Regions from separate parts of the Homo sapiens genome. Here region 1 is linked to region 2. A link is a contact called in ENCODE Hi-C or POLR2A ChIA-PET data. All regions are on one chromosome and are shown on one strand. Each heading gives the region's core, a stretch centred on a gene start or an enhancer-like site at or near the end of the contact. The rest is flanking DNA. Distances are from core to core; before and after follow the strand shown.

The links. A loop is a pair of places that touch in the nucleus more often than their neighbours do. ChIA-PET counts read pairs that join two places held with the same protein, here RNA polymerase II (POLR2A). Pooled maps may share reads with other maps.
Region 1: a map of ascending aorta shows a loop between it and region 2 (4-fold over the local background). The contact joins the enhancer-like site here to the promoter of FAM110A in region 2. A Hi-C loop is called at or near these places in 1 of 168 maps with a recorded cell type or tissue (ascending aorta) and 2 of 50 pooled maps. POLR2A ChIA-PET finds 5 or more read pairs at or near these places in 2 of 52 experiments (PC-9 and activated T-cell).

The regions. Positions count from the first base shown.
Region 1 is chr20:1,809,039-1,813,407 of GRCh38, reverse strand. No RefSeq gene overlaps it. Among named protein-coding and RNA genes, the nearest start is that of SIRPA, 84 kb to the left of the region's middle. Within about 2 kb of position 2,152, at least 17 of the 41 ENCODE cell types and tissues checked have a DNase peak (open chromatin) inside an H3K27ac peak, as active enhancers do; they include ascending aorta, where a contact is called at or near this core.
Region 2 is chr20:831,519-835,618 of GRCh38, reverse strand. It overlaps FAM110A (family with sequence similarity 110 member A), which reads right to left and starts at 1,904. Exons shown (of 2, transcript NM_001042353.3): 1 at 1,668-1,904. RefSeq lists a silencer at 1,504-1,653.

The DNA of each region.
Region 1 (4,369 bases), core at 903-3,402, 980 kb before region 2:
TACAAGTGCACGCCACCATGTCCAGCTATTTTTTTTTCTTTTTTGGGGGGGTATTTTTAGTAGAGATGTGATTTCATCATATTGGCCGGGCTGGTATCCAACTCCTGACCTCAGTGACCCGCCTGCATCGGCCTCCTGAAGTGCTGGGATTACAGGCATGAGCCACCGTGCCTGGCCCAGAGTTCTATAAATATTTGTTCAATGGGTGGGTGATTCATCAGTGGGTCTCATTAAAAAATGTGCAGAAGAGTGTTAGGGAGATAAAATCTCTTTCCCAGGCATTACACAGCCAGCAAAGAGCAAGCTGAGATTTGAATTCAGCTCTGTCTAATTCTAAAGCTCTGCTCTTTTCATTAAGGACTTTGTTTTTCTTCTCCAAAGAACTTATTACCACTTACATATTATTATTATTATTTTTGAGACGAAGTCTTGCTCTGTTGCCCAGGCTGGAGTGCAGTGGCATGATCTCGGCTCACTGCAACCTCCGCCTCCCAGGTTCAAGTGATTATCATGCCTCAGCCTCCCGAGTAGCTGGGATTACAGGCATGTGCCACCACGCCCTTGTATTTTTAGTAGAGATGGGGTTTCACCATGTTGGTTAGGCTGGTCTCGAACTCCTGACCTCAGGTGATCCAACACCCCCCCCCCCACCCCTCGGCCTCCCGAAGTGTCAGGATTACAGGCGTGAGCCACCACGCCCAGCCCACTTACTTATTATTTATCTATTCATGTGTTTAATGTCTGTCCTTCCCACTACAATGGCAGCTCCACTGAGGGCAGAGTTCATCTGTTCTGTTCACAGCTGAATCCCCAGCCCCAAAACAGTACCTGGCACCCAGGAAATGCTTTATAAATATACGCTGAATGAAGGAAAGAAGGTCTGGGATATGGGAGGCTGGAGGTGTTCACACCCTTGCTGGGTCTCTGACTGGGTGAGACGGTGGGGAGCTCCAAGATGTTTTCCACTTCCCCAACCCCTCCCACATACAGACTTCTTATTCACTCTTGGAAGCAATGCTGCAAGGGAAGTATTATCCAAACCATTTTACAGATGGGGAAATTGAGGCTCAATCAGAGAAATGATTTGCCTTTCTCAAGGTCACCCAGCTAGTAAGTGTCAGAGCTGGGATTTAAACCTAGGTCTCCAGAGTTCACTTGTCATGCAAAAGGGACCCTTAATGCTTGCTAGCTCTGCCCACCCAAAGGCAATAGCTAGAAGGTCCAGAAGGTCCAGTCACAATCTATGCATTTCCCCATCAAGGTCAGGGGTGTCAGGACCAATGTGAAACTCATGCTTAATTCACAACTCCCAGCTTTGTCCATTTAAATGAAAACTTTCATGTTATTTTAACCAAAATCCCCTGTCGACTTCAATGAAAGCTTTGAATCCATGAGGAAGGTCAGAAAGGGTTTTTTGGAGGTAGCACAGGCGCCCAGTGGAAATCATATTAGCATATTCATTATCATCAGGGCCCTTTGAATGTGTTTTTGAGCTGTTCCCTTCAAGTGACTGGAGACAATGGCTCCTTTCTGTTCACAAATTCCTGGGCTTGAAGTGGGCTGTGGCCAGCTCCTGTGTGCTTCTCTGCACTTTCCAAATGGTCACAGGGAACCCGTGTCGCATAAGGTAACAGGGAGGATGTCATCCACCAGGAGTGCTGGTGGTGAATGAGGCTCTTTGTCTGGGTTTGGAAGAAATATCTCCTCAAGTCACTTAGGCAGCTATGGTGGACCCCAAAGATGGGCTCAGGTAACAAAATATGTTGTTAAACTGTCTTCTAAGGAGGCTGGACCCTATTAACAGGAGATCCCTGAGTGTGGCAGAGTCAGGGCTGGGTCTGGGGTAACAAGGTAGTTGCTCAACTCTAGAAAGTGCCAGGATCACCCAGGGAGCATTTAGCAACCATCAGTGCCCAGCACCACCTCACCAGGCCATCTGGACCCAAATCTTGGCGAGTAGGGGAGTAAACAGGCATCAAAGGTTTGTAAGTGTCCCCAGATGCAGACAGGCAGCTAGTAAGCAGAGCAGAATGGCTCTCTCCTCGAATCAGAGGGGAGGAGAAAAGAGAAGTTGTGGGTGGGGTATGGTGGGGAGGGAGGGCTACAGGAAATCCTCTGGGCATGTGTCGGGAAAAGAGAACTTCAGGGGAAAAACACTCTTTTTTTTTTTTCTCTCTCTAAAGAAAATTCTCAAACTACAGGAAGTGGAGAGAACAGTACAGTGACCCTACACGCTTGTTACCAGCCTCACCTGTCACCCACATGGAGTCCTTCCCATTTGTGGGGTTTCCAGGTGTGTGCCTGTCCCAGGGAGGCCACGTGCCCCTGCTGCCCCAGAACCTTCCTTCTGTAAAGCCCACGCTGCTCTCCAGTGATTCTGACAGTAGATCCTTGGTGGGAACACAGAGCTCCAGCTCTCAGCCCGGGACAAGCTTTGACAGGAGAGCCAGCTACTGGGACACAAGTCCTTTTGTGTGAAGGGAAAAAAAAAAATAGTTCTAATTAAAAAGAAATCCCCACCTATTTGGACTAATTCCTCCATGACTAGCTTCTCCTTAGTTCTCCTGTTTTCGGACAGGGCCTGAGGCCGATTTCCCCTGAATAGGATCAAAGAAGTGAGGGGACTAGCCTAGGGCCTGGAACACCCAGAGGGTGGCTGCTGGGGGCGTGAGAACTGGGTAGGGGTGCCTCCAGGAAGTCCTCTTATGTGTGCTTCTTTGTTCATTTGACAAGGATTTGCTGAGCACCTACTATGCATCAGACGCTGTGTTCTAGGCAAGGGGGATACACCTGATGGAAGAAGGTCCTTCCCTAGACGTAGCTAACATCCCAGTGTGGGAGATGACACGAAACAGTAAGTAAAATCTACCGCGTGTCAATAGATGGTGTTAAATGCTACAGAGAAAGTTAAAGCAGGGAAGGAGACGGGGGAGGGACTGCTGGAGTGGGTGGTAATTTTTAATGAGGTACCCAGGGAAGGCATCTCTGCAGACCCACACAAGTGAGATAGGGAGCCGTGCTGGAGGGGCACCCCAGGCAGAGGGCACAGCAGATGCAAAGGCCCATGGGTGGGAGTTCTCCTTCCAGGAGTGGTGATCACCTTGAGTGGCTGGAATAGAGGAAGGGCTGGGGAGAGCTCTGGGAGGTGAGGTCAGGGAGGCAGGTCTGTAGGGGAAACTGAGGAGGTCAGACTGTGTGACTTAGGAGGCCTTTGTTTTTCCTCTGAGTGAGAAGGGCAGTGATGGGTGGGTTTTGAGCAAGAGGACTACAAGCTCCAGCCTAGGTTTTAACAGGACATCTCTGGCTGCTGAGTTCAGAACAAGTTGTAGAAGGCAGGCCAGAGGCAAGAGGAGGCTGTTGTGTCACCCCAGGTGACAGACGATAGTGGGTCAGACTAGGGTGATCATGGAGGGCACGGATACGTTTAGAAGGAAGAGCCAATAGAATTTGTGGACTGCAAGAATGTTGGAATATGACTCAGGACAGCCAGGGCTGACTCCAAGGTATTTGACCTAAGCAGCTCGAATTATAGAGTTGGCATTTCCTGATATGAAAATCCTGCAGAAGGGGTGGGTTTTGGAGGCACAATCAGGAGTTCCATTTTGGACAGGTGAGATTTGACATGCCTGTGTAACACGGACGGAGCTGTGGAGTTAGTAGCTGGGCATGAGGCTGGAGTGCAGGGGAGACGCCTGGCCCGGAGTCACCCCAGATGGTGAGTGAGATCACTTAGGATATGATTGTAGATGGTGAGACATGGACTAAGGTTCTGATATAACAGGAACTGGGCCAGGCCATGTCTTCTGGGCCTCGTCACCTGGGATTGATGGAGGGATGTCCTGATCCTACCTCCCTCTCCATTCACCACTTCCAAATCTTAGCATTTACCCTAAAGATAAACGGGAGAGCTGAGCTAGCCTAATTTTGGTTGAAAAGAGCAGAGCCTCTCTCCTAACTTGAGCCATGGGGGTTGTTGTAAAGCTACATGCAGGGACTGGAAGGCAGGAATTTTGACCACACATCACAGAATACAACTTAGCCACTGGAACATCATTCAGGACCCAGTGCTCTGGGACTGAGTCAGTTCATAGTCATCTCAGGAGCAGACGTTTGTCAAATTTCTCCTCCCCCTTGTCTGTCTTGGAAGTTTGGCTTACTCATTGCCCCTGTGCCTTCACATTTGTTTGAATTATGTCATCTTTTAGGGTCTTTCAGCTTGTAGGCATCATCCCAACTCTTTGTGGTCCAATTCAAACTGGCAGCCACCATCACTGCTGATGAGTTTAGTTAATTGGGCTCAGCCCTGCTGGGTGGAGCTTCTGTCCCAGGCTGTATCACAGGCTGCTCAGCCTATATTTTGGCAGTCTTT
Region 2 (4,100 bases), core at 655-3,154:
GGACATCTAGGCCCACTGATACCAAGTTGATCTTCTAGGCCTAGGTCTGCACTTGAGGTTGCAAAATGGGGATGAAGGATTTTGCAGTGAGGACAGAATGGAAGATAACACATGCAAGGTCTTGGGGAAGGGCCTGGCACGCAGGATTAGAAAGGGGAGGGGGAGGCAGATCCACAGCCAAGCCCACTTCCTATCCTAGACTGCCCTCTGCCCAGGCCTGAGTGCACCATCATGACTTCTTAGCTCAGCCCAGAGACTGAAGAAACTTACTCAATGTCACAGAGCAACTCAGGGACAGGGCAGTGGTTTCATGATTTATAAATATGCATATATATACACATATATACATATATACACACATACATATATATACATATATGTGTGTGTGTATATATGTGTGTGTGTATATATATATATAGAGAGAGAGAGAGAGAGAGAGAGAGAGAGAGAGAGATGGGAGGACTGCACTTCATGAAGGCTGTGTGAGTTAACCTCCTGCCTGCAGAACACACAAATGGTCCATGAACGTTAGTTTCAGTCTTGATTACTGAGGTTTTGGGCATCCCTAAATTTTGCACTGGCTCAATTGCCTCAGCCCCTGCCTTGCATCACAGTGGGAGAAGATGATACATTTGCTAATAAGTAAAAAAACCAAAACATGCAAGAACCAGAGCAGGGCTTATGAAGTCAATAAATAATATTTGTTGAAAGAATAAAAGAAAGCCTTGTTTTCTTTCTGAGTCCTCGGAGATCCTGTCCCCCAAAGCCAGGGGCAGGCTCCAGAGGAGAGAGGATATGTAACTCCCTTATGAAGAGATTGAAGACTCTCAAAATGCATGATTCTGTGTGTCAAGGATTCTAAGATTGAAGCCAGAGGGACTAGGAGCTAACCACTGCATTGTCTGACTGTGACTTCGAAAAGGGGCTTAACTTCTTAGAACCTCCGTTTCCCCACCTACAAAAGGAGACTGACAATAGCAACCTAGGGGGCAGGGGGTGTCCCCAGGAGACACAGCAGGGTCTGGCCTAGGTCAGCTGCTCCACCTGGGGGGATTCCGGCCCCACTCCCAATTCCAAAGTCTCTGGTGACTAGTGGCTTTGGTTTAGGGACTGGCTCTATTCCCTTCCCCAAACTGGGGATGATTCCCAAGAGGCCAGCAGCGGCTCTGGGGGCTGGAGAATCTGCTGCCCCTGCATCCAGCCCAGAAATGTCAGTCCCGTCCGATCCCCAAAGAGTGGTCCTCTGTCCCCGTAGACAGAAAGGCGCCAAATGAGCCGAGTCCAACCCCGGACTGCGGAGAAGGAAAGACAGACGCCCAAAGGGGGTATCCCGAGGACAGTGTGGGGCGCGGGGATATGTGATCCAGCCAGGGGTCTACAGGTCCCTGCCGATAAAACGCTGGGAAAATGACTACCAGTTGCCCGTCTGGGCCTCTCAAGGCAAGTCCAGATGTGACTAGACTAGGGGGCTGCGAGGTGGGGCAGAAAGACTTGAACTGGATTCTCCGCCAGAGCTCGCCGGGCCGGGACACTTGCCTCTCTGAGCCTCAGAGTCCTCATCTGTGAAATGACACGCAGGTACGACGCGGGGAGAAAGCAGACAGCAGACGCTCGGGGAACGGGGCCCCCAGACCCGGGGTCGCACCCGGACCCACCCGCGCCCTCACCTGGAGCCCGCGCTAGGCGTGTCCCGGCTCCTCTCGCGCAGGCTTTGGAGAGGCTGACAGCTCGGACCCGGGCCGGTAGTGGCCGCTCCCAACGACGCCCAGGAGGCCCCAGCCCCGCGTGGGCACCTTTGGGGTCCCCTTTGGAGCTGCCCTCCGCGGTCGAGCTGAGCGGGTGGCCCTCACTGTCGAAGGCCCCCACCGCAGGGAAAGTCCCTGGGGCGCCGTGGAAGGGGAAGTGAGCACGCCGCCCCCCTTCACACCAGAATGGTTCGCCCCGGACTTCCTGATTGGTTCCTCGCTTCCGTTCGAACGGCGCGCCGCCAGGGTTGCCAGGCGACCGCTTAGCTTCCCCCGCCCGAAGGAGAGGCGCTGCTCAGCAGCTCCGCCCGCTCCTCCCAGCCGGCCCCACCTTCTTCCTGCCGCCGCTTCAGCCCCGGCGCCTGGTTCTTTCCCTTCCTCCTCCTCCCTCCCGCGGCCAGCTGGGACTTCCTCTAGGACCCCAGCTGGAAGAGCTCCAGTTAGAGGGCCCTGGCTGGTTCCTAGTCCTGACTTTGACGCTAACTCCCTATGTGACCCGGTGCAAGCCCCTTCCTTTCTCTGTTCTCCTAACTGCATGATGATGAGTGAGTTAATTTTAAAATGTGCATACCCAGCAGTCCCGAAATTTACAAAGGAAATGACCAAAGATATGAGCAAAGATTAATATTGCTCAGCCTTATTCATCATAGCAAAATAATGGAAACAACTTCAATGCCTCTTGAAAGGGATTGGTTATATAATTCCATCCTGTGGAGGAGCTAACTTAATTGAGCTTTTTGCATGCCGGGTAGCTTTACAGAACAAGTCTTGTCAAGGCTTATGACATAACCCTCTAAAAGTACTTTTAATTATTAACACTTTATTTATTTCTTTATCTTTTTCTTTTCTTTTTTTTTTTTTTTTTTTGAGATGGAGTCTCACTCTGTCGCCCAGGCTGGAGTGCAGTGGCAGGATCTCAGCTCACAGCAGCCTCAATCTCCTGGGGTCAAGCAATCTTCCCACCTCAGCCTCCCAAGTAGCTGGGACTACAGGTGTGCACCACCACACCCGGTATTTTCTGTATTTTTTGTAGGGATGGGGTTTTGCCATGTTGCCCAGACTGATCTTAAACTCCTGAGCTCTAGCAATTCTACCAACTCAGCCTCCCAAAGTACTAGGATTACAGGCATGAGCCACGCCACCTAGCCTAATTTTTCCCACTTTCTGATGAGGAATATTATGCAGCCATTAAAAGTGAAGTAGCTACCAGGAGCAGTGGCTCACACCTGTAATCCCAGCACTTTGGGAGGCTGAGGCGACCAGATCACCTGAAGTCAGGAGTTCAAGACCAGCCTGGCCAACGTGGTGAAACCTCGTCTCTACTAAAAATACAAAAATTAGCCAGGCGTGGTGCCACATGCCTGTAATCCCAGCTACTCAGGAGGCTGAGGCAGGAGAATAGATTGAACCTGGGATGTGGGGGATGCAGTAAGCTGAGATCATGCCACTGCACCCCAACCTGGGCAAGAGATCATCTCAAAAAGATAAAAATAAAAGTGAAGTAGCTAGAAGATATTTAAAGATAGGGGGAAATGCTAAGTATTAAACATTGGTTTATTTATGTTTTTTAGAGACAGGGTCTAGCTCTGTTGCCCAGGGTGGAGTGCAGTGGTGCAATCATAGCTCACTGTAACCTAGGTTGAAGCAATCCTCACACCTCAGCCTCCAGAGTAACTAAGACTACAGGCCCGCATCACCATGTCAAGCTACGGGTCTCGCTATGTTGCCCCAGGCCAGTCTAGAACTCCTGGCCTCAAGTGATCCTCCTGCTTTGGCCTCCTGAATTTCTAGGATTACAGGCATAAGCCAATGCACCCCTCCCAAATTTTTTTGAAGTACAGTATGCTTCAAAACACTATGTACAGCATAAATATGTATTAAATACATATGTATATGTGTATAATCATCTATAATCACAGCAGTTAATTTCTTCTTTGTGTTTTTGTGAATTTTCCAAATTTCCAATACTTGAACATGTCAAAAAAGTATATTTTTAGGGGGATTAGAATGAATTAACTCTAAGGGCCTTTAAGGTGAGGAAATTTTATAGCAGTCAGTCTGAATTGCTCAATTTGGAACCAGCTTCTCTGTTTCATTCCAGCTGGTGTCTTTTATTCTTTGTTTGGATTGCCAATAATTGAGAACTTACTGCGTAAACCCCTGGGTGGGCAGGGGAGGGAGCTAATAATATATCAATAGCTAATAATGATTGTACACTCTGGCATGGACACCAACCAAATCAGAGCCAACCACTGTCATAAACAGGGAGTCTGCTGTATCCGTGAGGACCAGCTAAATATCAATCCTGGCCCTGTGCCCTCTGCTACATTGTGTTAGGGCTTTATACACATCATC